Regions from separate parts of the Mus musculus genome. Here region 2 is linked to region 1. Evidence: chromatin loops called from intact Hi-C (ENCODE). Cell type or tissue: heart. All regions are shown on one strand. Links, peaks and the distances in the headings refer to the core of each region. The heading gives the core; the rest is flanking DNA. Region 1 has its middle 27 kb from the start of Pdcd1. Region 2 holds the start of Gal3st2b (galactose-3-O-sulfotransferase 2B).

Region 1 (16,283 bases), core at 3,953-11,952:
TTGTTTGTTTTGTGCTACATCCACTCCAGTAGTGACCCACATGACAGGCCCAAAAGCCTGTATACAGTCCCGAGGTAAAAAGTTCACGGAAACTTAGTCTCCTGGAACCGTGGCATCTTGTGTAACTAATGCTCCAATAATGTCCTTGTGAATTGATCTGTGTGCTTTCCCTTGGTATTGTTTTATTATAGGTGTCTCCAAGCAATGACTTGCCAAATACCTAAGCAAAATTGGACTTTTCTTCCTGGCCTTCACCAATGCCCTAGGTAGTCCTTGAGCCAACCCTGGGCTTGGAATTCAGTAAGAATGTTGCCTATTCAGTGACATTCAGAATTGCCTCTAGTATTGTAAGAGAGATAGTGAAAGAAATCAGGCATTACTATCTACTACATAGAGTTAGAAATCTCAGGGAAAGCTTAGCAAAGTATACTTAGAATCTTCATTACAGTCAGACTACATTGGCCATAATATGGCAGACTACATTGCATATTAGAAGAAATTTGGTGAGTTCTTCTGACAAATGGAGATTCCTTACAGATACTTAAAAGAGAAGCCAAGTTACTCCCATATGCAGGAATTTACAATGACCTAGGAAAGTTGTGGTCTAAGAAGGAACTAGAGTAAATACTTAGAACTCTAGATAGCTGAGTCGCTTCCATACACAGGAATTTACAATGGCTGAGGGGGAAGGTGGACTAGAATTGGAACTATGGCAAGGGCATAAAGCCCTAGCCCCTGGCTTCTAAGGTTAAGCTGACCTTAGGTGCGGCTGCTTTTGATCCCAGTTGTTAACATTGAATTTATCCCAGTTGGTTCCTGTTAGCTTTTAGTATGCATTCTTCTGTTTTGTTGTAAAAGTAATTTTGCATCAGATAACTTCAATGTACCTTGAATGGCCTTAATGTATCACTTAATATCTTTGTTTCCTGTAATATAAAAGACTGACACTCACTTTGACAAAAATACATTCAGATACACACACTCTCTGTGTCCCTGTCTGTTTGTCATCCGTGCCAACTCCTTGCTCACCTGTAACTACTGGAACCCGAGTTTCGCCTGTGGATCGAGGACCCGAGTGAGGTCCATCTGTAGCAGTTTTGGTACTCTTCCATAAGCAACAGCCCCAGCCTCAGAACCTCCTTGTTACTTACAGAATCTCTGTCTTGTTACCTCATTATTAAAAAGCATGCTTGAGTCACATTGCCTGTAGATAATTGTGTTTTTATCTCCTAAAGAGCTGCAAACTAGATTTTAAAGGTGAAAGAGATAAGGAAATTGTGATTATCTTCTTGAAACTTTTACTTCTGAGCCTGTAAGAAATGTCTTCTAGGGAGCAAATCAAGTTCTCTTAAGACTGTCCTGTAAGGAATTCGAGGAATTTCTTGGAGGAGGCAGAAACACTGTTCTTCTCCCAAATTGGCTGTATAGATTGAGGAAGTGGGTGAACACATTCAAGAACAGTTGATATAACTGAAGAGTCACATGAATCATTTCAACCACATAAATTATGCTTGGTGCTCTCTAGCGCCTTCCACACACTAACCCAGCAGACAACGGGTGTCCAAGCCAGAATGTTTTGAGGAATATTTTCCTGAATGTTTATAAGATTCACTGCTTCTTTAAACTGGGGGGGGGGGGGCAATCATTTCTTTGAAGGCAGAACTAGCACCTGCAGTCACAAATGTAGTGAATCTTTTACAAGTCTTAGAAAATAAGCCTGAGGATGTCTTAGGAAACGGGCAGATGTGGGAAAGCCTAAGGGATAAAGAGTGGGATTGGAGGGGTGGTACTCAGAGATACAGAAACAGCAGTGTCTCTCAGTTGGGTCTATTTCTCCTGTGGCCTCTACCACAAGGGGGTTGTGAGCTTGCACCAGTGCATTTTAAAAGTGGAAGGGGAAAAAGTGGAAGGGAAAAAAAAAACAACTATTTCTATATCCCTTTCCATCCCATCTCTCTACATTCATGCCGAGTTCAGCAAAGCACCATCCATCTGATTTTCCAAAGGCCCGGGGTCTGCACTTAGCACTTGTGACCCTGCCTCCAATTTCATTATGATTGGTAAACTAAGATGCCAACAGCCAATAGCTGGGCAGAAGAGACAGAGGCGGGTTTTAGGTTTTGAGAGCCTGGGATCAGAGAAGAGGAAGAAGAAGAAGAAGAACATGCAGAAGAAGAGAAAGGAGGGCCACCATGAGTTAGTTGATCAATAAAAAATGTGGCCCTGAGGGCTGCCCAGCATAGCAAATAGTTAGTAATAACTAGAGGTTATCAATAGGAAAATATATTCTAACAGCATGGAAGGTAGGCAGCTCCACAGCTATTGTGCTGCTTAAGGCATATTAAATATGTAAAAGCTGTGTGTGTCTTTCATCTGAGAATTCAATGATCAAGGCAGGGTAGAAGCCCCGGGCTCAGGATTTTAAATATTTAGTACTACACTCCTCCTGGTTCAATATAAATAATTCAAATGATGAATTTTGGAGTCAAGTCATGGTAAGGCACACCTCTAATCCCAGATACTCTAGAAGTTAAGGTTGACAGAGCTGTAGCTTAACGAGTCCAGTGTGAATATCATAGACAGTCTTTAAGATTAGATCTATTATCAAAGATTCATAGAAATGTAGAATTGTAAATGTTTTGTCTTGTTTTGTATGTAGTGAACCTCGCTGTGTGTATACACATGTTCAGTTGACAAGGAATACATTTCACATTTCTATATTTCTGGTCAATATTTTTTAGTAAATTATTAGCCAAATAACTTTTCTGATGCAATAATAGGCTTTGTCAGGAAAAAGCTCAGAGCAGAAATAAAATATCTTTACCATTCCTATGCCATCCCTGCATGGCTATTGTAGCAAATGACCACCAGGTTATTGTAGAAAATTAGACTTAACAAGCAGGGTAACTGCACATTTTATTTATATATTGCTTTATGACTTAAACAACCATAAGCTAAAAGACTTCCAAATTTTCATTTATTTTCATTAAGTTTAGGAGATACATTTTCTACATTTCAAAGGGAAATAATTAGTGACATTAAAAAATATTTTGAAAAAAGACTATAAGGAAGCAATGGCTTCATTAAGATGGGTATATAAAAGAAAGCATTTGGCATTATATGTACTTTAAATTATTCTTTCACCAGGAAAATGCTCAGCATTTCTGAACAATATCAAATTGTTCACACAAAGACTTTATGGAATTTCGATTTTTTTTTTTAACCTCTAGCTGGATTCAGAATTTTGAAAGCACATAAAACTTCACCCAAATTAAAATTCCACAAGGTACTTCCTCATAAAGCATTCTTTTAAAAACCTAATTTACCAGGGTAGTGCATACCTTTCAGCCCAACACTTGAGAGGTAGAGGCAAGTAATTCTCAAATTTCAAGGCCAGCCTTATCTGCATAGCAAGTTCCATGCCAGCCAGGGGTACATAATGAGACCCTGATTCAAATAAATAAATAAAACAAGAAAGAAAAGAAAAAGAAAGTCAATAAGGAAATACTTAATTTAACAAGAAGTATTACAGTATTAAATATTAAATATATTATTTATCCTAAAGATACTGAATAGACCAATTTGAGACAACTGAGACAGTCAGACTCCATGACAGGAGTCAAGAGACTAGACCTAAATTTCTGTTTCCTGGAACTGGGCAAGACCAGGCAAGTCAGTTACTGGAAACCAGGTCTTAGGCAGCCAATTAGAAACTGCCTCACCATCAGAAGCCTCGCCAACAGTTTCCAGCCCCCCAGAATGATTCTGAAATGTTCCTAGAGGCAGAGCCAACTAATTAAACTAAGGTCACCTATTCTCCCTGGAATTCCCCTAATGTACTTCAAATTGGGCCTGTGAGCTTACCTGGGCATCTCCATCTTGGTAAATAGTAGACCCCAGCATGCGGGACTTCTGAAGAATAAAACATTCTTTGCTTTTACATATGGTTTGAGTCCAGGGGTATCATTCTTCAGTGATTCATGAACCCTGATTTATGTAGAAGATGTGTATGGGAAAAGGTAAATCAGTAACAGATGTAAGTAATAAGAATAGACACGATCCATGCATGTTAGACCAGTATGCTCTATTTGGAGAATAGTATTTCTACTGACATTCTGACTAATAAACCCATCGCCTTTAGTTTTTAGTGAATATACATGATTAAATATGTCTAGGTGATTTAAAGGGCAAATCTAAATCAAATCCTCTTAGAGTTGAAATGAAATGCAATGTGCAAACCTAATCTAGTCAAAACCAACATGACACCAATTTGAAGATGTTCCCTTTGGTCAAAATTAGAATCAAAACAATAATGATGCACACAGGTTTTAATGAATTGAATTTCTCATCATCTACAAAATGAAGAATGACAGAGGGAGAGAAAATAAGAAAGGGGGGTAGGGGTGGCAGTAAAGCTGCCTTTGGCAACCTAGTAACTATTTGTAAACCTACTCTACCAAGGCTGCCAGGGAAATGCTTTCCCCACAAGTCTTCCTGGTAGTAGTTTAAGTTGCAAGGATGATTATTTGATTAAAATCTTTTTAGCATTTTATTTACTCATAATTTTATGTGGACACTGGGGCTTTCCTGCATGTATGTCTGTGTACCATGTTCATGAAGTGCCCACAGAGGCCAGAAGACATTAGACCCCTGAAACTGGAATTATAGACAGTTGTGAGCCATCATGTGGATACTGGGAATCAAACCTGAATCCTCTGTAAGGCAAGTGATTGTTACTCTCCTTCCAATCCTCCACTGCAAATTGCCCAGTCGGATCCCAAGCTCCGTATCAGACAACTTGCAGGGGACTGTCCTCCCTCTCAGCCCTTACTGCCTTGAGATGCCACTGAATCTCATGGCAGATCCAGCTGTCCTTTCTGTGGGCCTCTCGGCTTCGTGTGGCTCCTGTCCTGTCTGGTCCCCAGAATCCCTCTCCATCCTCCTCCCATTCAGAGTACCACCCCGACCTGTCTAATAGCTCATCCCTGTTCCTTGGTACTAGCCCACAATATCTGGAAAGACATGCTACCTGTTGGGGTGACAGGGCAGGCAAATAATGAGGAAAGGACTACCAAAGTCAGAAATAAACCAAAAGCAACTTTATTCACCATGGGAAAACGCTTCTAACCTGTCAGGGTAGCCTCAGTCTCAGGAGCTGACACAACCACCTTGAAAGGTCGAGAGCAGCCTCCTCTTGAAGCATAAACCCACAAGCAGATGCCCAGGGGATAGCAAAGAAGGAATTTGTAAGTTGGGGGTTAGTTCTGCAGCCCAGGGTGTGGCAGATAGAGGATGTTGGTGCAAGCTCAAGGCTATTCTCTTTTTTTTTTTTTTTAAGATTTATTTATTTGTTATATATATGTGAGTACACTGTAGCTGTCTTCAGATACCCCAGAAGAGGGCATCAGATCTCATTACAGATGGTTATGAGCCACCATGTGGTTGCTGGGATTTGAACTCAGGACCATCGGAAGAGCAGTCAGTGCTCTTAACCACTGAGCCAACTCTCTAGCCCACTCAAGTCTATTCTTAGGCAGTAGTCTTATCTCAGCCTTTACGAGGCTCATGCCAGCCAGGTGGATTTATTGCAGCTGACAAGAATGCAGGGCTTAAGGGCATGCAGTAAGATGGGGGTAGCAGACCAGTGCCTGGAATTACTGGGCTCTTCACTACCCAGGATCCCCAGTATGTGACTATATCAGCAAATGACCTTTTTCCCACGTGAGGACAAATACTAACACACAAGACACGAAGAACAAACAGCTGAGGAATGCATTTGTGATGGCTGAACCCCATGGTCTCTGTGGGCCTTGAAGTCAGAGGAGAATTGAAGAAGCTGTGGAGGTGAGCAGAGAGGAACAGAGAGCAGTGTGGGTCTCTCTGCTCTCCTGGATTGTCGGTCGATTCAATGAAGCCCTGTGAGTACATATGGCGAATAAACCACACCAGGACCCGAAGGCAGATGAACTTCACCCAGGGTGATTGAAGGCTCATAAAGTTTGAGGGCACTGAGGACAGGGATATCCAGGATAGGCAAAGGTCATTGGCTGTAGGCCACCTGGAGTGCCTCGTTAGCATGAGGAAGCATTTCAGAAATCTCAGGTGCTGGCTGAACAAGTGTTTGTCGGAAGAAAGTAGATTGGTCCTATAATCTAATTGAGGTTATGTGACATTCCTCAGGAAGAGGAGTGTATGGGGGGCTTAGAACTCCCCAGATAAGGTCAGAGAAGGAGAAAATTCCCTAGTGAAGAGAGTCTCCCATATTGCACTTAGTCCAAAGGCTATCCCGTCAAGGTGGACTTAGACTTTAATTAACAGTTTTCCCACAGTGCAGAGAACAGTAGTGTGGGTTGTGGACAACCGATGTTTTGTGCTAGCTGGGGCAGCTAAGATCGCAGAATATTCCGACTGTGACATTGACTTGACCTTGAACCTGCCATATTTGCAACAGTCAAACCCTGACCCTGACCCTGACCCTGCAGGTGTAGTATCATGCAGCAGCTAGTTCACTTTCAGCCATAGCATCCTGAATCCTTTAAGACATGCTTTGGTAAACCTTACCGCCCTAGCCTCAGCCTCCAGGCGTGGAGGTCCGCCCATCCTATGTTCCCGCCTTCATGCTATCAGCCCCGCCTCTCCTCCCGTTCAAGGGACCCCTGCCAGTGCGCCTTATGTCATCACGTGGCCCTTGGGGCTCCAAAATTACAGGCTTTGCCCACAGGCCCCTAAGCTGCTCCCAGCTAGGTCTTTCCGGCCATCCTCCAAGCCCAATGACGCTGGGCACTGTCTCTAATCTCTACAGGCTTGTTCTTTCCCAAGTGCACTCTGCTTTCAAGGCTCGGAGATCGGGGGCTGTCGGCTCCATTCATCCATCTACAGAGCCTTAAAAGCTCTCAGGAGCCTCCGTGATGATGACCGTGGAGAAATAATGGACCATAAACCCAAAAAAAGTTTCTCCACAGGTGCCAACGTCAGAAATTTAGACTACAATCCCAGAATGGTTAGGGTCCACAAGCACCGCCTTCTGGAAACTTTGAACTACAATGCCCAGCTGTCTTCCGTAGGGTTTGGACAATTCCTGGAGCAAGTGAAAGCCTAAAGGTGCCTGTGGTCGCCGGGAAGCTAACTATAACAATAAGGAACTGGAGAGTGCAGGGAACAAGACCAGCTGGGTTCAGTCCTCGCCTGTGCCCCTGGTCACACGACGCTGGCCGAGAGCACAAACAGGATCCGAGGCGTAAGCTAGGGCTTGAAACCGTCCTGGTTTCTAGCACAGAATTACTGCGGAGTCCAGAGTCGCGAGATGCCAGAGGCCACACTGCCCAATGCCGGTGGTGACTACATTGAAGCCTCCTTGAGGCTGTGAACACATAAACACCGTAAAATCCTGAATATACTAGGGTGCACAGGCTCCTCAGTTAGGGAGAATGGGCTACATTACCCAGAATGCATGCGCGCGTCAGGCTAGGTGAAAACCAGAGTATTCAAGCCTGTCACCTAGCCCTAACCATTTCGCTCCTCTGGGCGACACTTATGTAAACAGACTCATCTGACCCTCACAAAAATCCTCCTGCATCAACCTTCAGATAGCTGAGATTACAGCTGTGCTCTTCATGGGTAACTGTGGCAGTTTTACAAAGTAGCGGAGTCCCTGGACATAGCTCTTGCCTTTGCCTGTGCTCAGGTGTTAGCGCTTTTCCTGTTGACTGAGAACTTGAGCATAGCAGTTTGTACTCTACCTGATTAGCTATGTCCTGGAAGAGGGGTTTCTGCACTACTCCATTTCGGTGTTCTGAGTTGCTCGGGCGTTCAAAGAGGGACACTTAAGAATGAATTAAGGGCTCCTGGCAGCAAGGAGATCAGCCTCTGTGGACTAGATCTCAAACAGCAGAGCAAAGGCATTATTTATTCATTGTTACACTAAAGCTGTTCTTTGAGTAAAACAAGTTCCTCATACCCAAAGCCCCTGCTCTAATGTTTTGGAAGGAAAACATCGCGCTGCTACAACTTTAGTCCTTATTGGTACAGTATCTAATAATGCAAGATGCTCTAGGTGTGCCAGGATTGTCTTGTGGCCAAAATCATGCAAAGGCTGTAAAGATCCTTCAAAGAAAAAAAAAAACCCAACTCTATAAATAATCATAGAAAACAACCACTGTTTTGCACAAAGATTTCTTAAAGGTCTAAGTCCTTCTAGGAAACCATTGATTCTGTTTACACTACATACAGTGATTCTCCTAAAAATTCCACTATAGTTCCAGCGTAAACACCCTGGAAATAAGTTTCTACACCTTTCCTGCTTAGGTGCACCACTAAACACAGGTTTATACACTATTCATAAATAGTCATAGCGTTGGGCAGTGTTGACTAGAGATTTTCTTTATGACCTTTGAAACCCTAACCCTAACCTTAACTCAAGATCCAACCTACACAGAAACCCTAAATACTAGCATTAACTCTCCTAAGCATCTATCCCTAACACTAAACACAAATCTACCTAACCCTAACCCTCTAATACAAACCATAACCCCAATCCTAACCTTTTAAACCATAGCCCAAAGGTTACCTCAGCCCTCTAAAAAGCATAACCCTAACCTGGGACTCTGAGAGTCCCCGCTTTTTCCGTGTTCTGCCACTAGGTGGGAGCCTCTACAAGCCATTGCTCGCTCTGTTTGGTTAGTCTTTTCGTCTCTGGAGAGTCTGCCGGTTTCTCCGGTTTCTGCCACTGGGTGGCACCGTCTGTACGCTGTGTGTCTTGATTTGTGTTTTTAAAATGTAAAAGTTAATTTAAAAAAAAAAAAAAAAAGGCTCCTTTCCTCTCCTGGACCAGAAATTTCCAGTCATATCAAATCCCAAATAGGCTCCTGAAGTCTCACACACACCCCACCCCCACCCCTGCCACCCAGGCCCCAATAGCCACCTTCACCTGGGCAATGCTTCAGGGACTGTCCATGGACCATAGTTCAAACATATAATGAAGTGTCTGAGAGATACCACTGAGCCTTACAAAGAGAGCAGACATTACTAGACAACTCTAAATCGCCCACTGATATAATCCTCCCACACCCAAACATTAAGGGTTTGTCTTTAAAACACTGTACCCTTGAGCTTGAACACCCAGAGACTTTTCAGATGCATAAGTCCATTCTTTCCTGGTCTGGCCATCAATACAAAAGGACTCATGCATTTTAATTGGCTTAATTGGCATGGTTATCATTAACTAGCTCACATGAATTATTTCTCTATCAATATTCACCCTAGGAACTCCTGAGAGACCAGAGCTTTTGGGTCCAGACTCCATCTTAGAGAACTTGACTTATAGTTGAACTCGAGTTAGCTAACAAGCCTGCAACTAGCAAGAGCTTCTAGGTTACTTCCCAACAAATCTACTCCTCCAGGGTACAAGCCTTCCCCTGGCTAACAACCACCAGTCAGGAGAAAAACAGAAGTTAAGCTTGTGGTTTGGCTCCCAGCCCCAGCCAATTATGTTAAAGGCCATAAAGCTCCCCTCGCCCCATCAATCAAATGTGTCCCAGGCTAGGAACCTTCTTGCTTGTTTGCTTGCCTCTATAAAATGCTTACCTAAAACTAGGCTCAAGGCTCCACCTTCCTGTCCTGCTTGAGTAAAAGACCCTAGTGCGATTGCATCAGAGTCGACTCCTTGGTGGTCTTTTGGGGTTTGAGAACAGGTACACCAACAGCTCAAAACAAATCTAGCCACGTTTGCTTCCAGGTGACCCAGATAGACTCTACCGTCTATTTACTCACCCACCTCCTCCATGCATTTTGGCATGGTGTGAACACAATTCCCATGACAGTCTAGATCACTACTACAGTCTGCCAAGTCTCTTTTCATAAAACAAACAAAAACAAAAAAAACAAAACAAAAAAATCCCTCCTGGGGCTCAGCAAAGCCACTAAGTCCCATACCCATCTGGAGGTCCCTATTAGATCAGCTTTCTCCTTAATTCTCCTGTGAGCATAGTTCTGTCTAGCCCAGAGAACTACAGTCTATGCATAGCTTCTCTTGCTCCTGGTTCCCTCCGTAGCACCTGTCCTATGTTGTTTTCAGTTCATGGACATCTACAGGGACTTCAGACAGAGATAACCAAGTGTTCCTAAGGGCTTTGAGAAGCCAGTCTATTAGGACCGGATTTCTCTCCCAGCCTCTTGGGTTTCGAAGCCTTTGCCTTAAGATGAGATGGGAAGTTACACTGCTATTTCCCTCTCTTCACAGCAGTAAGATGGGTCCCATCTGCTCTCATGTCCCACACCCTCACAAGGCAGGCTGCAACAGGCTCTTCCATTGCTTGTTTTAAAGCCTTTCCCAGTTCCAGAAGTTCAGGCACTGAACATTCTCTGATCATCCTCGTTTTTTCATATAGGGCCATTGTTCATACTCACATCCACACACTGGATGCAGGTGCTGGATGTGAGTATTAACAATGGTCCTATACGAAAAAACGAGGATGATCAGGGAATGTCTTCTATCAATAGCCAGGACCATGCACTCACTACTCCAAACTTACCTTGGGTTCTCTTATGTTTCTGTTCAGATGCCAATTATGTTGTGACAAGCTTTTTCTGGAGAGATGCTATACACACACGTGATGGCTATTCTCTGTTGTTAACTTGACTATATTTAGAATGAACTACAATTCAGAAACAGAGGGCACACCTATGATCCGGATCTTGCTGATGCAAGACACTGTGACTCTAGAGAACTCTAACTAATATACATGTCTACTAACATGTCTCATAATCTGAAGGTCATGAGTTTGATCCTCACACGGGGTCCCAGTTTGTCGACTCTCTGCTGGCAGGTTCAGGCGAGAGGAGAGAACCGGGTCCAGTAGAGTCTCTCTGGGGCTGAGCAGGATGGTAAGGCTCAAAACAAACACATGGGCAGGGAGTGTCAAAGCAGGAACTCATTTTATTGTATCAGTCTTTTGTTTATATAGAGTTAAGAAAGGAGGTGGGGATCTTTGATGAGGTGAGATGATGAGGGTATGAGGTGACTGTCAGGGTCAGTAAAGTTATTCTACATCAGCAGTAGCTAGGCAAAGGCAGGTTGTGCTGAGTCACTCCAGTACAGAAGTCAGGACAGGTCTCTAAACTCGTGCAAAGGCTCACTAGGCCTCAGTATCTGGCCAAATAAGGCCCAACACTCACCCAGATTGGGAGCCCACAACAGACCAGAGTACAGATACCACCATAGTCCAATTTGGAAAACTAATGAATTTTATTGGGGTTGCTTACAGGAATATGGGTGAAGGGTCACTTACAGGAGCAGAAATAACTCAAAGTCAGATGCATCACCAAAGACCACCCCAAAGCAGGTGAAGGCTCACAAAACCTGGAGCAACTACACAGCCTGCGGGCAGCTCAACAGATTGAAGAGCATCCTTTCCAATTGACTCAGTTATTGGTCTAAACCTCTTCCAGGCAGCTGATTGAGTCTCAGAATCTTCTATGCAACTTGACTTGTTTACTCTATCAGGGAGTATCCTAGTGAATCTGGTTGGTTTCAGGGAATTCCTGAAGCTATTTTGAGTTGTTTACTTCCTGGTTAAGGAGCATCCCTGAAGGATGGAATGTTCCAGTCTTGAAGGAAACGTTTATACAGCAAACCCTAACCCTCTAACCCTCACCCTGACCCTGACCTTAACCCTGATCTAAGCCTTAACTCCTAACTCTAAACCAAACTCTGTTCCTAACCTTAATTCCTAATCAGAATAAGAATCCTTCCCTAAACTAGTTGGGACCTTATTCTACAGCTAGCAAAACTTCATGACTCATTTACTCGGGGTTTGGTAAGTCCCTTAGGAGAAGGGAGACAAGAGTTGATTAAGGTCAGGCTCTTGGGAGGTGGTAGTACACACCTTTACTCAGGAGGCAGCACTCAGGAGGCAGAGGCAGGTGGGTCTCTGTGAGTCCTAGGCCAGCCTGATCTACAGATTGGGTTCCAGAACAGCCAGGGCTACATACAGAGAAAAGAAAAAAAGAAAAAAGAAAAAAAAAAAAAAAACCCAGGCTCTTGGCCAGGTTGTGAGCAGGAACCGACTGGTAGGGATAAGGAGAATTGAGAAGACTGGGAATGGGGGGTGGAGTATGAGGGGAGGGTCCTGAGCAATTCTCCATTGCATCTTACCAAGTTATCTAAATTAATTTAGATATTGATATCTGACGTTCAAATTTGAGCCAGCAGTGGCCATTGTCCAATGAAGTGAAAACAGTTAATATATGTTGAAGCCAGATTTGGACCTAAGTTAAGTAAGTGTGGTCAATCTGAGGTCTTCCAAATAGAACTCTTTAAGATTAGCCCGAGACAGGCTAAGGATGTGTCCTTCGGTGTTGATAATTTGGAACCCACAGCAGATGTGGAACTAAGTTAAAAACTGGGGTCAGACCCAGCTGTGGAGAGTTCTTGGAACTCTCAACTGAATGAATCTCAAGACTAGACTGAGAGGGGTTCTCATGAGTCCCCTAAGACCAAATCAGGATGCCTCTGAGTTAGATCCCATGAGTTACCTTGCCCTCAGCATGTGTCTGCTATTGGATGTTTGGTCTCGTCAAATGGAGAGAGCAGCCTCTTGTCTGGACATCAGACTCAACAGAAAAAAAAACTGTTGGGGTTCAGGGAGTCACCCCTCAAACCAAACAAACCCTGATCTCAGTTAAGCAAGAATACTTTATTGAATGCACACCATAGTGCTGGGCATCTAGGACCACAGAAGGGACTGCAGGAGCCTGGCGATGGTACTAGTCTGCTCTCAGTGTAGGCATTTTATATGAGAAAAGCTCAAAAGTTTAAAGGGTAAAGAGGGGAGAAGTTGGTTTACTGGGTGAAATATTATCAGTTAACCTTTAAGCTGATTGGTTCTGAGTAAGGTAAGAGTGGTGGTGGTTGGGTGGTGAACAGAAGAATTTCAGAACATTGAGATAACAGAACATGCATATTATAATCATATTTTTTGGCTTATTAGTAGCATTTTTCAGTGTCAACCACAAAAACCACAGTGAGCTCAGACGTAGGCACAGGAAAGGTTGCCCGGTGGTCTGACCCAAGCCGTTTTAGACATAACAGTTCATATTGACGTTTGATTTGATGGGTCCTGCGTAAAGCTTTGTGGAATTTCTTAAGATTAGCAAACCTCATACAGAACATTCAGAGCGTACAGAACAAAACAGGTTATGTGGTCAGTACATCCTTGAGCCAAGTCACTTCTCTGTGTCAGTGACTGGCAAGCACGTTACAGCAACGATATGAAATAGCTGGCTGGCATGGACAAAACGGCCACAGCTACTGGGGGTGAGAGATTGGGGGGGGGGGGGTGTCAGACCATAACAAAAACAAAAGTGTGAGGAGAAAGAGCAGAGACAAAGGGTGAAAGAAATGGCTCCCTTGGGGAGACAAATGGACTTGCCAGGCCTACTCAGCCCAGGGCCAGAGAGTAGATGAGAACAGGGGAGATCCAGCAGAAGCTCAAAGCCGTCTGTGGACTCCAGATGTCCTCCTGGGTTTTGGCACCAGATGTTAGCTTTCTGAGGCAACATAAAGAGACAGATGGTAGGAGATCTGAATCTGACCTGAACAGATGAAACTGTTTATTAGCGCACACGGTAGGGGCAGTCTGTGAGGCTGGATCACCTAGGCTACTTGTCTTCTTTGGGGTCTGGTCCTGTGAGTCTGCAAATATATAAACTTTTAAAGGTAATATACATGGAATGTGAGGTGTGTGCAATTCACTTAACAATGATTCTCTATGTTTGAGCAGGAGAAAGGCATCAAACTTTGTAAGTCCATATGGGCTATGTATCCAAACTGTAATATAAATTTACATCCATGCCATTTGAATGGATGGCATGATAAGTCCTGAGGACTCTGTACCAACAAAAGCTATTGTCTATGCATAGCTGATGTCTTGGCTGGAGATGTTCATGTCTTAGCCAGTCTCAGAGCTGTTTTCATGCAGAGGGATAAGCATATATTTTACCTCTTTTGTTGTATTTCTTGGTTTCGTCCTTCATGTCTGCTGCCAAGATTTTAAAGAGGTATCCCCCAGTCTAATCTAATCTTTGTCAATTTTGGTGGAATCCATAGCTTTTCTTCTCATGTTTAAACAAAGGCAAAAACCTCTCCCTCACATTTCCTGCCTTTCATTCGGTAGCTGTTGGGTTTTGCTCATTGGCATTTAAAAATTTTAAAGTTAACAAAACACTATGTAATCTATCCCTAAAAGTCTTAGTTACCCCCTTTCTGTTTATTAAGCATCTCTTTTAATGTATGATTACATCGCTCTACAACTTCTTATCCTGTAAGATTGTGTAGTATTCCTGTAATAAGCTATATATTACAATATGCAAAAAAGATTTTAATTTTATTATTGACATAGTCTGGAACATTGTCAGTCTTAATTTGTCCTTAATTTGTATTCCCATAATAGCAATGCCTACTAATAAGTTACTAATAATATATGTAATTATAAAATCAGCCTCTTCAGAACTTAAAGCAGCTACCCATTGAAATCCTGAATATGTATCTATGGTATGGTGCACATACTTTAATTTTACAAACAGTATGAGATGAAACACATCAAGTTGCCAGATTTTATTTCTTTGGGTGCCTTTTGGGTTACTCCCTGCAAGTAATGGAGTTTGGTTATACAGTGAACAGGATAAAGAGTAGGTCATTTGCTTATCATTTCCTTGACTTGTTGCCAATGATAGAAAAATCTTTCTTCAAACCTTTGCTATTAATATGACTTCTTTTATGAAATTCTGAAACTTCCAGCACATTTCCTATTAGTAGCTGATAAATTTTATCATTGCCTTGTGTCAGAGAGCCTGGTAGACCCATATGAGATCTGATATGTGTTATATACAACAGATGATTCCAATTTCTGACTACTTGGTGTAGTTGAATAAATAGTAAGGTTGATTCTGAACTATCCTGAATAAGTTCAGTAGTTTCTATGTGTAAAACATCTCTTTCTGCATAGTGAGAGTCAGTATCTACAGTAAGAGATTCTGGAAAATCTACCATAAGAATGGCATAGAGCTCTGATATTTAAACTGAATCATAAGAGCTCTGAGACACCTTACTAATTTTTCAGACTTATAACCTGCCTTTCCTGATTTATCTGCATCAGTATAGACTGTAGGGGCTCCCAAATTAGTGTATTTTTTTACTATATGAGGGAGAATCCAATTAATTATTTTTATAAACCAAAGTAACTTGCTTAGTGGATATTTGTTGTTAATTTCTCTCAAAAAAATTTACTTCAAGATCTTTGCCAATGTTTATTTTCTGCCCATAATGAGGCAACTTCAGCATTAGTAAAAGGTACTATAATTCCTGCTGGGTTTACTCCTGCTAATTGATGAAGTCTCATTTTCCTTTCAGAATAAATTCAGAAAACTTTTCTATGTAGGTCTTCAACTTTTTTACTCTGTTCGTGTGCTAAAAATACCCATTCTGTGATATTATCTTTTCTCTGGGTAAGAATTCCTGTAGGAAAGTGAGTAGATAGCAAAACAACTAAAATACAAGCCTTCTTTAGATCCAAACAGTCAATGTGTGCATCTCGTAATTTCAACCAGATCCAACTCTTTTTCAGCCTCAGCTGATGATTTTCTTTGACTATTTAGGTCTATATCACCTTGTATGGTTTGAAATAAATTACTTATCTCTTGAGTAGTTAATCCAATTATCTCCCAACACTTTTTGAAAATCATTAAAAGATCTAAATTGTTCTCTCCTGATTTGTACCTTCTATGGGCTAATCTTTTGTAGGCGTAGCTTCTATCCTAGATAATTAATTTAATCTTTTCTTTGTATTTTATCAGGAGCAATTTGTAATCCCAACAAGGCAAATTTCTCTTTACTTCACCAAAAAGAAATAAAATCTGGCAACTTGATGTGTTTCATCTCATACTGTTTGTAAAATTAAAGTATGTGCACCATACCATAGATACATATTCAGGATTTCAATGGGTAGCTGCTTTAAGTTCTGAAGAGGCTGAATTTATAATTACATATATTATTAGTAACTTATTAGTAGGCATTGCTATTATGGGAATACAAATGAAGCACAATCAAATTAGCCAGCAAAATATCACCCATATAACGGTAAATTATGGATTGAGGAAATGTCTTACAAACTATTTCTAAATTATTTTGAAAAAACAGTATTTTAAACCAATCATTATAATAAGCAATGCCTTCAGTAACAAGGAAGGCAATAAAGAATCCCTTGGCTGAATAATTTTATTGATTGTTC
Region 2 (16,283 bases), core at 2,640-10,639, 160 kb after region 1:
TGATGACACATGTGTAGCTATATGAAATTTCATTGTTGGGAAAGTTTTTTGTTTATCACAACAGTTTTGTAAATGATTTAAAAAGCAAAGCATTGATTTCCCCTGGGATAAGGTCATGCTAGTGACCCCATCTCAAGGGATAGTTTCGTACCCACTATTCTCGCTTAAGAATCTGGCCTAGGATACCCAGGAACACGTAAGTAAGAAAAGGAATAAGAGAAAACAAAACAGATAGATTGCCATGAGAACTACGGTTCAATAATTTTTCAACAGCAAAGAGTCCCACAACCGGTTCCAGGAGAGCTTCCAGTTTTAAGGTCGATCGCTTCAGTCTGGGGAACTTGTCACACAGATCCTATTGGAGGTGGTGTGGCAGAGTTTCAACCATTTCCCAACTAGAACAGATACCAAATGAGTAATCATATTGACACTGTGGATTAAAAAGAACACTGACTTCAGGCCCACACTGTGATGGAACTTGAAGTCATAAAAAAGACAGCTGCCACACATAAGCGGTGAGAGCTGCCGATAACTTACACTGAAATCCAAAATGCCATTTACCCAAGCCGGGAAACAGCCAAACTGCTTCATTCATCTAATTACTATGTGGACACAGGATTTATTTGGGTTTGTTGTTGTTGTTGTTGTTGTTTCATTTGTTTGGTTTTTTGTTTTTTGTTTTTTGTTTTTTTGTTTTTTTGTTTTTTTGTTTTTTTGTTTTTTTCGCAAAACAGGGCTTCTCTGACAGCCCTGGCTATCCTGGAACATGTTCTGTAGACCAGGCTGGTCTTGAACTCAGAGATCCACCTGCCACTGCCTCCCAAGCGCTGGGATTGAAGGCGTGAGCCTCCCCTGCCCATCAACAGTGATACTGGAACAGGGACTTGAAAGTACTTAGGTTTTATAAAGCATGTGCTCTCACCACAGCTGATATCGTTAGGTTTACAAAGTGTTCCCCTTCCCCTCCCAGTTCTTCACGTGAGTTTTAGAGTCCTCACATCCTGGCAAACTGTCTCCTAATTATTAAACATTAAAAGTTCTGTGGTTCCTGACTTAAAAGAGAAGAAGGTAGTGGGGAGGCCTCACCTCAGTCCTTTCAACAACTTTCTTCACTGGGATCAGGTGCTGGGCATGATTCCCTAAGGCCAGCACGCATCTCAGAACTTAGAGGAAGTGCAAGGGGTCTGCCAAGTAGCTCTCCAGGCTAACAGCAGGTGATCTGATGGATAAGCAGTACCAGGCTGTTCTCCACCCTGTGGCTCACCTCCCCCACATTCCACTCAGAACATGGGAAGGGCTGCTTCTCTTCATGAGAGACTCTCACAGATCCTCCTGCCCAGGCTCCACATGTTCAGAGACACACAGGGTCAGAGTGGATCTTCTGTGCCCACCCCCCACCCAAAAAAAAAAAAATCTGATGATACTTTAGCTGCTCCATAAGGGCAGTGGCCCAGAAGGCAGCAGATTGCCCAGGACACATATAGTCAGGTCCCCAAACTTGCACCCTTCTTCCAGACTGTGGCCCTAGTTCCGTGGATTCTCTGTGGTTTACAGGGTCTAAACAGGAAGAAGACACCATCTACTTTCGTGCCACTGGGAACAGACAGGACAGTGTGATATGGCGCTGAGCAGTGGCCCCTAGCCACAGGCTCCTCCAGAATGAGGATCTGGAAGGAGTGGCCAGCCAAACAGAAGGGGCAGTCTGTCATGACCAAGGGGCTCTACCTAGAGGCTGCCTGAGACAAAGAGATTGTGGGTTCTAGCCCCTCCCTAAGGTTTCAAAGACTCAAAGTTCAATTCCCAGCAACCATATGGCAGCTTACAGCACCAAACACTCCTCTCTAGTGGAGCATGATCCTGCCCAGAAGACACAGCAATCCCCAACTGGTCTTGCTGTCCCATGCATTGCATAAGGACAGTTCCATCTACCTAGGGTTCCGCCTTCTCTCAGACCAGCCCTGCCAATGTGATGTAGAAAGTGGAGCCTCCCATGATATGCACTCACTGACAAGCGGATATTAGCCCAGAAACTTAGAATACCCAAGATACAATTTGCAAAACACATGAAACTCAAGAAGGAAGACCAAAGTGTGGATACTTCATTTCTTCTTAGAATGGAGAACAAAAAACCATGGAAGGAGTTATAGAGACTAAGTTCGGAGCTGAGATAGAAGGAAGGACCATCCAGAGACTGCCCCACCCTGGGGATCCATTCCATATACAACCACGAAACCCAGACACTATTATTGCATATGCCAGAAAGATTTTGCAGACATGACCCTGATATAGCTATCTCTTGTGAGGCTATGCCAGTGCCTGGCAAATGCAGAAGTGGATGCTCACAGTCATCTATTGCATGGAAAACAGGGCCCCTAATGAAGGAGCCAGAGAAAGTACCCAAGGAGCTAAAGGGGTCTACAACCCTATAGGAGGAACAACAATATGAACTAACCAGTACCCCCCAGAGCTGTGTCTCTAGTTGCATATGTAGCAGAGGATGGCCCAGTTGGCCATCAATGGGAGGAGAGTCCCCTGGTCTTGTGAAGAATCATATACCCCAATACAGGGGAATGCCAGGGCCAAGAAGCAGGAGTGGGTGGGTTTGGAATCAGGGTGGGTGGAGGAGGGTATAGGGGACTTTCAGGATAGCATTTGAAATGTAAATGAAGAAAATATATAATAAGAAAGAAAGATCAGCGGGGCATGGTGACCCATGACTTTAATCCCAGCACTCAGGAGGCAGAGGCAGGCGGATTTCTGAATTCGAGGCCAGCCTGGTCTACAAAGTAAGTTCCAGGACAGCCAGGGCTATACAGAGAAACCCTGTCTCGAAACCACCCCCCCCCCAAAAAAAAGAGAGAAAGAGACAGACAGACAGACAGACAGACAGACAGACAGACAGACAGACAGAAAGGATGGAAGGAAGGAAGGAAAAAAGAAAGTGGCCCCCCTCAGCCAGAACACAGCTAGCAGGAAAAGTGTGCTACCAAGGCTGATCAAACACTAGTTTGCTTTTCTAGTTGGTGCTGCCTGACCAGCCAGCATCGAGGCCAGGCAGATGTGACCAGAGAACAAAGGATCAATTCTTGATTTCTGGGTTTCAGAACCCAGGCCAGGGGTTGAGGACCAGGAGACTACCTGTTAAGCAGAAGGCAAGGGCAGCCAGGGGCCAGGCTGGAGTGACCTGCAGTAGGGAGGGCTCCAGTCCAGGGGATCCCTCTTATGCACCCCTTTTAGCTCAGGGTTCAATGAGAACCAACAGGAGGACCTATCTGGATGCTAATGGGTTTTCCTTTTTCCAGAGTTGGAGGCAAATATTCCCATCCAAGTTAAATGCACGGTACACATCCCATGAGTCACCTGGAATGTATCCTAAAGACTCACACTGCACTCACTCCCACTGTCCCAAAGACCCACGGGCCACATAACCAAAAATGTAGCTCTCACAACTACACTGCCTGAACACTAAGGCAGGGCCCAACAGCCACCCATTCTATAGATAAATAGGAGTCCAACTTCCCAGGGCAACTGTCCCAAGGCACACCTGTCTAAATAACAGCTGGATGATGACCAACACGGAAAGACTACTGCAGTCCTGTAGATAAGAACATCATGGGCTTAATCCCAGCACCCGGGAGGCAGAGGCAGGCGGATTTCTGAGTTCGAGGCCAGCCTGGTCTACAGAGTGAGTGCCAGGACAGCCAGGGCTACACAGAGAAACCCTGTCTCGAAAAACCAAAAAAAAAAAAAAAAAAAAAAAAGAACATCATGGGCTGGACTATATGCACCCAGGCAGGCCATCACCCAGCACAGGCCACAGTCAAGCCTCTTCTGAACACTGTCCAAGACTCAGAGCCCCTTCTTCTCTACTACCCTGACAAGCACTGTTCTAGAAACCCTGCAGCTAATCTCAAACTAGTCAGGAAGATGCCTCCCATCAAGAGAAATTGAGACAGGTTTTACTGGGCATTACCCCCTACCCATAAAGACATAGCCCCAGCCTGACAAGTTCCACTCCAGCTGCAGAAACAATATGCCCAGGTACTGGGAACAACCTACCCTGCTTCCCACCAAACCACAAAAGAGGGGCTGGTGAGATGGCTCAGCGGGTAAGAGCACTGACTGCTCTTCTGAAGGTCCTGAGTTCAAATACCAGCAACCACATAGTGGCTCACAACCTCTGTAATGAGATCTGATGACCTCTTCTTGTGTGTCTAAGGATAGCCACAGTGTGCTTACATCTAAAAATACATCTAAAAATAAATCAATCTGATTGGGGCCGGAGCAAGCATAAGTTCTGAGTTCAATTCCCAGCAACCACATGATGGCTCACAACCATCTGTATAGCTAGAGTGTACTCATATACATAAAAAAAATAAATCTTAAAAAAATCCCACAAAGAAGAGCTGTAACTTCTGGTAGGTGTACGTGTGTGTGTGTGTGTGTGTATGCACTTATGTACTCTTGCACGTCTGTGTGTGTTCTATAGACAGGAAGTGATTCATGAATAATAATGGCCATGACTATCCCATTACCCAGCTGTGAGTCTATGCAGGACATGTCCCAGTCTGTCCTCAGACCTGGGACAGGAAATGTCAAGCACTTTTCAGGGGCAGACCCGGCCCTAACCAGTGATAAGGGCCATGCTGAGGAAAAAAATAGTTACCTTAGGCTATTCGTACATTTATTAAGGAAAAAAATGACACCAGGTTCAGAGCTTGGATATTCTACCATGAAGGAGCACACCAGAGCACAGGTCAGTGACCTCAACACAGCAGCTCCACTCCAACTGAGCTTGCCCCCTGCTCCCATAGACCCTCTGGGGCAAGGGGTCCTCTTCTAATGCCTATGGGTCACCTACCCATCCAGGCTTTGAGATTCTAGATGGGCAGCAATGGGCAGTTGCAACCAACGTACCCAGCAGTGTCTTCTACATCACCTATATCCAGGGGCAGGAGCTGGTTCACAGTGGTTACCAGTGGGTAGTGTGATGGACCAGGAGAGCATAACCTGGACCAGTAAGGTGTCCATGTCTGCAACCATACAAAGCACTGTCTCCTAATCATCTCGTATGACAGCTGTCCTCTTTCTGTGAAGCATGCTGCTATGGAAGACCACATAGCCCCTTGTCGTCCTGGGCAGGGTCTGCACATGCCCAAGCCACCTCCCTAGGGCTGAGACTCCAGGCCATGCTTGCTCACATCACAGAGAAGCTGTTGATCCTCGGTATACTCCTCCCACCGTCCTGGTTAGGTAACGATGTCTCATATTGCAATGGTTTAGATATCTGGCAGTGGAATCCTAAACTTCTAATCCAAACACAATACCCTCTCCCAGCTTGCACACTGGAGACTTCCCGTCTGTGTGGGATGGGAGTAGAGTCCTCATGGTCACCTGTTCTAGCTTTTTAAGACAGGATCTCACTATGGAGCCCTGACTGGCTTGGAACTCTCTATATCAGAGATCTGCCTGTCTCTGCCTCCCAAATGCTAGATTACAAACCAGCATCACCACACCCAGCTCACACACACCACCCTGTGGGAGAGACATCTGACTATAGGCTTACTCTTCTGTGTTGAGGTGTGAGAGACTACAGGCATTAAGGAGATGGCTGTGTCAGAGGCCTGAGGAGCCTGGAGGAATCTCATTGGTCAGTTAGCAAGTCCATTTTCCCATCTGTTTCTAACTAGGTTTTCTGCATGGGTGAAACTCACTACTCCACTGGTCAGTGGTAACATTAGATGGTTTGTTTTACAGCTACACGCTGCTATACCAACCATGCTCTATTTCACAGGCTCTAACTTCAAAATGCACTCTCTTCAAAACACAAAAGAAAAGCTAGAGGCGACCTAAGAAGAGACCCTTCCCCTGGGATGGATGAATCAAAGGGGGCTTCACATAGCTCATCAAGAGCAAATGGCAGCCCCTTCGCTTACCACATACCCTGTGAGCTTCACAGAACAATGCTCAGAGGAGAAAGAGGAAGGCTGGTCCTGGCAGGAAGGGCTCCACACGTACCTGTGTTGGGATCCCCACATTCGCTGTAACCTATCTGTAGCACACTACAGGCAGGAGCTACAGCCTCTCACTCTTTGCTTGCTCACATTCCTAACACTAACTTTCTAATCCATGTGTGAAGACACATTGGGAATTCAGAGCACACTAAATGTGTGGAGAGATGTAATGAGCCACAACTTTACAATTAACTTTATGTGAATCATTTTCTAGCAGCAGCAGCAGGTTGTAGTTCAATTTTTTTCCAGAAACTGATAGCAGGAAAAAATACGGTAGGTGTATTCAGCCTTCCAGACTGCCAGGTCATGAGACAAGCCAAATGATAGAGAACAGTGTGTAGACCACATGACTGAAAGTCGCTTCTATTGATTCAGTTAGGGAACTGTCCCATACCCAGAAAGGTCAGGCTCTGCAGGCAATCATAGCCCTCCATATCTTCTTAGAACCAGACAGGTCTTTAAGAACAAGGTAAGCTGGGTGTAGTGGCACTTGCCTTTAATCACATTGCTCAGGGGGCAGAAGTAAAGGCAGAGGCATGGAGGAGCTCTGTGAGTTAAAGGTCTATCTGGTCTACATCATAAGTTCCAGAACAGTAAGAATTACGTAGAGAGAACCTGTCTTAAAACAAACAAAACCTGAGGGAATGTCCTAGCCAGGTGGACCACAGTTACCAATTCAAGGCCTGCTTGATATGACAGCAAACCCCACTCAGGCCCTTGGGAATGAGTTCTGGCATTCTCTGTCACTGTGGTAACTAATCTGGGGCTAGACAACTCTGCTGCAGCCCTCAGAGAATACATGCCACAGGGCAAACTGTCCAGTAAGATCCATCCAAGAGATCACATGGTTCTCTTCCCAGAGATGTGGAGTGAGAGGTATTGGTTCCCTAATTGATTCTTGATTGTGTCAATAAAGGAGGCAGAAGCTAATTGTTGGGTGAAGGGAAAAAGATTGAAGTTGTAGGTCCCAGGCAGAAGAAAGAAAGAAGAAAGCAGAATTTGAACCAGGCTTTGGAGCGAGTAGGATGCTGTAGACATGTAGGTCTTGGGGCTCACAGAGTTTATAGCTTCTGCTGTGGGCAGAAGGCCAGGCAAGATTGAGGGAGCTAGTTGATAAGATTGGGGCAGGAAATTCTTCACCCAGCCATTGAGTTATCTGTCTAGTTTTAAGATAATAAAACTGGTGTTTTCTATCCATTGGGGCAGTTGTTGGCGACAGTTTGACAAAGCTAGCCATGAGGGGATGGGGGAGCAATCACAGCTCCAGGGGAAAATGGCCAACTGGCCATTAGCGAAGCTGAGTGAGAGTGAGAGACTGGTGGCAGCCTCGCGAGTCACCAGGCAAGTAGGGATCTTTTAAAATTACACGCTATAGAGATGCAACAAAGCAGGTCTCCACAGGCCACCCACCCTAGAGCTGGTGAGATCTGGCCTGTTTGGGAGTAGGGCAATTGCCCACCCACTTATTCTGTCCACAGGACACAAAAGAAGGGCCTGGCAGCTCTATCTGATCTGTTCGCCCCCACAGAGAGGCAACCTTGTCCAGAGGGTGCTCAGAGCTGGCTCCTGGCTAACAGTGAGAGTCAGTAACCTGGTCTATTGTGGATGACATCAGCTGGGAGGCCTCCAGGCCCACCAAACCTTCCTTCGCCTAGGTCCTAGCATCTTGCACAAGCTGAAAAGCTCCATTTAGGCCTGGGCAGGTAGAGTCTTATAGGGGTTCAGGATGCCTTCGGGGTCCAGCATGGCCTTGAGCTGTTGCATAAGCGTCACGGCCACAGGTGGCTTGCTATAGCCAAGTACATCCTTCTTCTTGAAGCCCAGGCCGTGCTCCGCACTGACACTGCCCCGCTGCTCCGCTGTCCAGGCATACACATAAGGTTCCAAGGCACCGAGCAACTCCCGGCTAAAGGCCTCTGCTGTCACGTTCAGGTGAAGGTTGCCATCCCCTGGGGAACAAGGGAACAGTTAGGCTGAGCAGGCCTCAGATCTGCCCAAAGAGTCCTCCTCAGACATCACTGCCCCAACCCCCAGTCAGGTATCTGCACCCCATGCATCCTGGTTCTAAGCCACCACCCTTGGCCCATCCCTTCAACCCTCCAAGGCTATGAATGGCAGCTGCTGGGCCCCATCTTACAGGAATCTGGGCACGTGAGCCACTTTTTAGTCCTCCCCAAAATGACTGGGAACTCCCTCTGGGAACCCTAAAGTCTAAAGACACAGGCTGGTGAGAACCGTTCCTGCACAGCAAAAGGCTTTTCAAACAATACTTGAAATGACAGAGTGCAGCAGTGCACGTCTTTAATCCCAGCACTCAGGAGGCAGAGGCAGGAGGATCTCTGTGAGTTTGAAACCAGTCTGGTCTACAGCGTGGATTCCAGACCAGCCTGGACTAGAGTCCAATGATACTGTCTCAGCCACAGAACTCAAATGACAAGCTCAGATACGGAGGTCACTATAGAGACAGGGTTTTAAGAAAATATCTCTTGGAGTCTAAGAAAATGGCACTTTTGCTGGACCTCACAGCCAAGTTCATATAAGACGACATAACTGACCTGATATGCTGCTAAAGTACTCAAGCCTGTTTATTCAACCCATCTTGAAGAAAACAACTAACCTTGACTTTCCATGAGTAATCAGCTTTTACAACCTAAGCTAATGCATGGGTATAAAGTTGTTACTCTTCCATGCCCCTGACCCAGAGGGCAGTACTTATCTCTGTGTATGTGATGGTAATCATTTGCTAAAAAATAGCAAACAGGTTGAAAAACAACCTTGAGCGCAGGGCTTGGTGGCACGTGCCTTTAATCCCAGCACTCTCGAGGATGAGGCAGGCAGATTTCTGAGTTCGAGGCTAGCCTGGTCTACAAAGTGAGTTCCAGGACAGCCAGGGTTATACAAAGAAACCCTGTCTCGAGAAAAAAAAAAAAAGAAAAGAAAAAAGAAAAGAAAAATGACCTTGAATAACAAATATCTGCCATAAATGTTGAAATCAATAAAACTTGATAGTGTATATTTACAGTTCTGTTTGCTTACGAACTGAGTGGTTTGGGGCCAGTAGGGTTAAGCTGGGGTAAATAATCCAATCACTTGTGAAATTCTGTGGGGCACTGGGCTATACACAGACAGTCTGGTCTTCATTTGAATTGAGTCTGAACCCCGGGACCCAGTGGTGATAATCCACCTACATGGGGTGAAAGGAGTTCCCTCATATCTCCGGGAACTCTGGCTCCTGTTTAAGTTACTGCCCCCACCCCAAAGCCACCACAGGAGAAGTGTGTGGCTAGTAGTCATGTAGACAACATCCCAAGCTTCTGAGCTTCAGGCTAAACTCCTCCCCAGTTACCTAGCAACAGTAAAGATAACAGCCTACCATAAGAAGGGCTGCTTGGCCTCACCTCGCTCTCTTACTCACCTCACTCTCTCCTCTTACTCTTGTCTCCTCACTCTCTCCTCTCCTCTCATTCTTATTCTCTCCTCTCACTCTCCTCATTCTCTCTCTCCTCTTCTCTCTCTGTCTCTCTCTCTCTCTCTCATTCTCCATCTTTTCCCTTTCCCCCTGCCTTTCTACAATACAGCTCTAAAATCACAGAATGTCTCTATTCATCAAGGCCCACTGTACTTATTCTCACCTGCATGGGAAAGTCTCTCCCTCAGCCCTCTATCCCATAACCCCGGGACTACAGGGTGTCCCCCCAGGGCCCTCAGTCGGGGACTGCCCCTTGTCCATCACCCACCCCACACCCCCATCGAGTGGGGTCAGTGGCTTAGATGCAAACCTGGGCCGAGTGGAAAGTGTCTGACAGCCCTCCCCCATCTGCCTGCTCAGAGCACAGGAGAAACTCTGGCCAGACATGGGCTATCCTTCCTCTGCCTTCTTCCCACAACATACTCATTAGTTTCCACAAAATTCTGTTAAAGATTTCTATAAATTATCCCTCATCCCTTCCTCATGTGACCTCTCCTGGCCTGTTCAGTAAATATAAATTTCTTTGTTAGGGACGAATAGCTAAACAGCAAAATCAAAGTTATCAGGCAGGCATGGGCAGACACATGGCAGACATAGGAATTCAAACTTTAGCTTGTTCTTGGTTGAATTAATTCAAGGGCAAGTTAAGCTTTCTCTCTTTCATGTGACAGCAATATATTTGAATGACTCCGATGCTGTCTTTAATGTGTTTAAATTAGTTCAGTTCACCACAGTGGAGCTGTGCCACCCACAGGGGCAGGGTAATGTGCTGGCTCACCCAGGTGTCCATATCCCACCACGTGCTTGGCACGGGGGCCAAGGCGGGTGCGTAGGTCGATCACAAGGTCGTAGAGCCGCTCCACAGGGAGAGATAAGTCATACTTGAACACATAGCCATCTCAGCTGAGTGCCTCTGTGATCCTCTCCCGCAAGGCCCATAGCATCTAAGATCATGAAGACATAGTCAGAGCACACCACAACAGGGCACTTGTGCTGGGGTCACTGAAATAGTGCTGCTTTCATCCAGGTCTCTGGAAGAGACAGAGGTGGGCAGGGGGTCTGGAAGTATAAAGGTCAACTGGGCTCCCGGAAGGACCAGCTCTGTGATAATGCTAGGACAGACTTTGAAAAGATAGACTAGCGGGGCGAGGGGGGGGGCGCACACCTTTAATCTCAGCACTTGGGAGGCAGAGGCAGGTGCATTTCTGAGTTCGAGTCCAGCCTGGTCTACAAAGTGAGTTCCAGGACAGATAGGGCTATACAGAGAAACCCTGTCTCAAAGAAAAGAAAAGAAAAGAAAAGAAAAGAAAAGAAAAGAAAAGAAAAGAAAAGAAAAGAAAAGAAAAGAAAAGAAAAGAAAAGAAAAGAAAAGAAAAGAAAAGAAAGGAAAGAGAAAAGAAAAGAAAAGAAAGAGTACTGCAACATGGTAGTGGCTGGTGGTAATGCACCCCTTTAATTCCAACACTGGAGAGGCAGAGACAGGCAGATCTCTCTCAGTTCAAGGGAGGCTTGGTTTACAGAGGGAGTTCCAGGACATCCAGGGCTGCACAGAAAACCCTGTCTCAAAACAACAAGTAAAAAGGATCATATTTTCTCTCACAGGTAGAGTCTATATTAACTCTGTGTGTGTGTGTGTGTGTGTGTGTGTGTGTGTGTGTGCGTGCGTGCGTGCGTGCGCGCACGTGCGTGTGTGCACGCATATATACATGTGGCATGAAAGCAGAAGAGAACCTTTCTGGGGCAAGGACTACCCAGCATTCCCAGTACTCCATTTAACATGAGAAGTCAGCAGAAACATCAGAACCAGCCTTGCACCAGACAAAGGTGTTCAAGGAGCAGGCCCTGTGATCTCATTGAGCTTCAGCTCCAAAAAAGTGAGTTTCTTAACCCAAATCCAAGCCCAGCACCAGCCAAGTGTACAGTGGGATGCTGGGACACTCCAGCCTCCCCCAGATCATTTCCAGGAAACCCCAGAGGGAGCCATCAGAGGCATGACAAGGACCTGGAAGACTCAGACTGAGCGCCTTTGCCATCAGGAGTAGCTGCGGAGTCACCACCAAGCATAAAACTGTCAGATCACGATGAAAGAAGGAAGCTGAGGACAAAAGCAGGTGGAGAGGACCATCTTCATCACTGCAAGCTCCAAACTCAGTCTGTGGCATAAAGGCTTCCTCATGGGATCAACAGGCCACAAGGGCTACCCCACTCCCCTGAACACCTTCGCTATGAAGTAAGGGCTGCAGTTAGTAACAGGTACCACTTCAGTGGGCACGGACTCTAGGGCTGCTTTAGAGCTCAGCTTGTACAGTTCTCAGCCAGCACCATAAAGCCTTAGGATCCCCAGGACCACATGAGCCAGGCATGCAAGCACATCTAAGCATGCATGGAGTGGAGGATGGAGATCAGAAGTTCACGGACACCCTGAACTATGCAGTAAGTTCAATGCCAGCTGTGGCTATACACAAACATATCTCAGAAAAAAATCTGGCCAGGCTGAGGGTTTGGGAGATGGGAGGGGTACATTTTTAATCCCAGCACTCACAGAGGCAGGTGGATCTCCAAGTTTGAGTCAGCCTGGTCTACATAGTGACTTCCAGGACAGCTAGGGCTACACAGAGAAACCTTGTCTCAAAAAAAAAAAAAAGAAAAGAAAAGAAAAGAAAAAGAAAGAAAGAAAGAAAGAAAGACAAGAAAAAAAAAAAAAAAGAAAACAACAAAAAAAAGAACCAACCAACCAGAAAAACAAGAACAACAAACCCCAAAGGCCAACCAACCTTAACGATAAGGAAAATGATTTAATAAACTGGATAGAATATATAACAGGTTGACTACATAGGACACAGCTCAATGATTCAATGTTTTTCACACTCCACAGTCTCCTTCCTTTTCTCTCCAAGGATCAACCCTGGCAGCTCCCTGCAGCCTCTCTGCCCTCTGCTGGCAGCTCATCCTACTGCAGACAGCAGGACCAGGGCCAGACACCAGGAAATAAAACTCCCAGATTAGGTGAAGAACAGCTCCCAAACAGAAATGCCTCCTGTTCCTATGTCCCCCAGGAACCCAGACAGCTTCCCTGCAACACAGTCAGGGCTGTCCCTCAGACACCGTCTTCTCCTGAACTTCTCCTTTGGACAAGTCTGTGGAGAGCTGTGGCCAACTTATTATAGAGAGCACATGGTCAGCCATGGAGCCCAGGAGAGGGGAGATGTGTGGGGGAAATTCTTTAGTATTAGTGAAAACGATCTAGATACCAAGAATACATTTTTCACTCCAAAGAAGTTCCTCTAATGGGGGCTGGAGAGATGGCTCAGTGGTTAAGAGCACTGACTGCTCGTCTAGAGGTCCTGTGTTCAATTCCCAGCAACTACATGGTGGCTCACAATCATCTGTAATGGGATCTGATGCCTTCTTCCGGTGTATCTGAAGATTGCTACAGTGTACTTTTATAAATAAAATAAATCCTTAATAAAAATATCCTTTAAAATAAATAAATATTTTTTAAGAAAAAAAGATGTTTCTATCCATGCCATGGAACCCGAGGTGTCTTGGCCATCTACCCCATCTCTGCAGGACAGACTAGGCCCCGGCTATGTGAACAGGAGGGAAGGCAGGGAAAAGGAAGGTTACAGTACCTGGACTTTCCTCTGGTCGGTGGCCATAGTGCCATCTGTCACCAGGCCAGAGTTCAGCACCTGCTCCAGGACGTTCGTCAGCTTCTCAGCATCATGTCCTGCACTGGAGCCTGAGGTCTCAACCAGGACATAGAATGGACTATCTGAAAGGAAGCAGGAGAGGCACTGTGAGCCACAGTCTGGACTGCCAGCATCCACAGTTAGAACCACTTTCCTCCCGGTCATACAACTAAGACAGCTCTTCCCGGGTGCATGACGTGACCTACAGAACAGGAAGCATTCAGGCTCGCTAAATTTCACATGGGTTAAATATAAGTTTTCTGCTGACAGAGAAATAGAAAAAGGTGACTCTCTGCAGGAAGCCCCACCCTGCTCACTTAGCCCCATGCCTGGTTCCAGTTCCATACATCCCAACAGCCTGATGAGGGAAGGGCTGGCACAGCAAGATAGCTGTGGGCTCTAAGAGATGGCTTGTCTCTTCTTACAGACTCCAGAATCCCAGGGAAAGAACACTGTGTGGATGATCAGCTCAGACATGGCTATTACATGCTAAAGGAGGCAATTTCTATCACAAGAACTGACTGTTTAAACATTCAAAAGGTTAAAGGTGTATAAATAACTCACTGAGGGGCACTGTCCCATTCCTTAATACAACATTATGGCTTCTTCCAGAACAATCATACAAGTTCATCCTACTACAGACTGAATGCAAGTGTTAAAGACAGCAAGGCTTTCCTATACACAATGGTGGCCCATAACTCCCTGTAGCCATAGTCCCAGAAAATCTGACTCCTTCTAGGATCCACAGGCATTGCATACACATGGTGTACAGAGATACATACAGGTAAAACTATATACAAACAAAAGAAGAAGATGAAGAAGGAGGAGGAGGAGGAAGAGGAGGAGAAAGTAAAGAAAGCAAAAAATAGCAAAGCAAAGTGAGGAGAGGAGAAGGGAGAGGAGGGGAGGAGTGGAGAGGGAAGGGAAGGGAAGGGAAGGGGAGGGGAGGGGAGGGGAGGGAGGGGAGGGGAGGGGAGGGCAGGGGAGGGGAGGGGAGGGGAGGGGAGGGGAGGGGAGGGGAGGGGAGGGGAGGGGAGAGGAGAGGAGAGGAGAGGAGAGGAGAGGAGAGGAGAGGAGAGGAGAGGAGAGGAGAGGAGAGGAGAGAAGAGAAGAGAAGAGAAGAGAAGAGAAGAGAAGAGAAGAGAAGAGAAGAGAAGAGAAGAGAAGAGAAGAGAAGAGAAGAGAAGAGCCAGGCACAGTGTGCACACCCTGAATTCCTGCATAAAGGAAATGAAGATAGGTGGTTTCCTGGGCCTCACTTACCTTTTAGCTTAGTCTAATCAAAGATTACCAGGACAATAAAAAGCCCTCTCTCAAACAAAGGGGGACAATGCCCAAGGTTGATCTCTGATTTTTACAAGCATGCATATAAATGTGTACCTACACCTCCACAATAATTAAAATAAATAAATACAATAAAGGGACACAATAGGAATCATTAACTGTGAAGAGACCATCAAACCTACAGCCCTAGTCCTGTGGTGTCTATGTGGGTGTTTCCAGAATTATTTAACTAAAGTAGAAAAACTTACCTTAAAAGTAGACATCAACAGGCCCCAGCTTGACTAAAATGGCCTGAGCCATAACTGATCTCTTTCTGCCTCCTGACACAGGTAACCAGCTCCCTCCCTCTGTTGCAAACATACTGTCCCAGCCTTGGAGTGAGTCAAAGCAAACCTTTCTTCCTTCTAGCTACTTCTGCCAGCATTTTATCACATCAGTAAGAGACGGGGCTCAGGGAAGGGGATTCAAGGGTCCTGGAGGTGAGCTGGCGGGTGCAACTCCACACCAAGTTGGCCTTAGCTAACCTTCCTCATTTTCCAATTTCTGAAAGTCAGGTACAAGGAGAGCATCACTGCCTGAGAAAAGTGCCCCCTGGTGGCTCCTCTGTGAACTCCACGTGTCCCTGAAGCTCTTAGAGCCAGAACCATTACAATAGGTTCAGCAGCCTCAGACTGAAGCTAGAACACCCCCGGGGCAGGCTTTGCACCCCTTTGGAATCTGGCTCACCACTTCCAGGCCCAGGACAGTCCCTCGAAGGGAGCCATATCTCAGGAATCGCAGGCCACCAGCATTTGTTGCCACATTTCCCCCGATGTGGCAGCTGCCCTTTGCTCCCAAGTCCAGTGGCATGATGAAGTCCCGCTCCTGCACGTACCTGCTCAGCTCCTCCAGCACACAGCCTGCCTGGCAAACCAGGATTCCTACAAAGGGCGACTGAGTTACCAACAACCTCTGGAAACTCTAGGGGTATGAAAACTCACTGCTGAGAACTCCCTTGTAGGTAAGAACCTCCCAGAAGGAATGTTCTCCACGGAGCCATCTCTTCCTTCTAGACAGAATCAAAACACTTGGTCCTTTGAAATTACAATATAAAACAAGAAAAATCAGAAGGGCAAAAGTGGAGGAGAATCTTCTTGCATGGTTAAGAGGAGAGAGGACAAGAAAGGTCTGTGACACAGCAGTGTCTCAGCCTGGGGAGCACTGCGCTGCTGAGTTACAATGTTCCCATGCTTTTGGTGTTGAGAGTGTTGCTGACAACTGCAGACAGCAGTCCTCTACACAGCTAAGCAGCCTCGCTACTGAAGAAAAGCTAGGAAGCCCCTTCACGGGTGCCACTGTGTGGCCATACATGTCCAGGAAGAACTGCTACGGCAAGGACTGGATGCAAATGGAACTTGTGTGATATGCCCACTGTGAAAGCCACCTAGTGACTTACAGCACACAGAGGATGTCCTTGACACAGCTGCCAGTTCTGTGCCTGACAGGAGCCATCTAGAAAGGCTAAGACTAGCAGGTGACCTTCCTGGAGGTGGCCCACCTTTTTGCATGGCCTAAGATGGGTGAGCTCTGAGAGGCAGGGTCCCAAGAGACTTCATCTCAGGATGGCTTCTTGGAGCTGATATGCCTTTTCTGTCACTCTTACATAGCCTAAGGATTCCTGGGCATTAGCCCACCCTATTGAGCAGACTTCCTGCAGGTCAACATAAAGATGAACTGTCATGAATTAATGCTGTTTAGATGAATTAATGGTTTTATACAATTCCTGATTTGATTCAAATAATCTTAGGAAGAAGAGATGGTTTTAGTTATTTTCTAGAAAGATGT

Evidence for each region. Peaks named below come from ENCODE experiments on the same cell type or tissue, not always from the same donor. Only the 100,000 strongest peaks of a DNase experiment are listed, where the experiment ranks them.
Region 2: a loop joins it to region 1, with 11 times the contacts of the local background. A loop is called at or near these places in 8 of 42 quality-filtered maps.

The regions. Positions count from the first base shown.
Region 1 is chr1:94,071,672-94,087,954 of GRCm38, reverse strand. No RefSeq gene overlaps it. Among named protein-coding and RNA genes, the nearest start is that of Pdcd1, 27 kb to the right of the region's middle. In heart, for the core only: a CTCF peak has its summit at 8,662 (motif pointing right); a DNase peak (open chromatin) is centred at 8,674; H3K4me3 peaks cover 805 bases; H3K27me3 peaks cover 972 bases.
Region 2 is chr1:93,908,192-93,924,474 of GRCm38, reverse strand. It overlaps Gal3st2b (galactose-3-O-sulfotransferase 2B), which reads right to left and starts at 6,038. Exons shown (of 4, transcript NM_001205249.1): 1 at 6,019-6,038. The coding sequence starts at 6,038. It also overlaps the pseudogene Gm18666. In heart, for the core only: no CTCF peak of the experiment used is centred there; no DNase peak of the experiment used is centred there.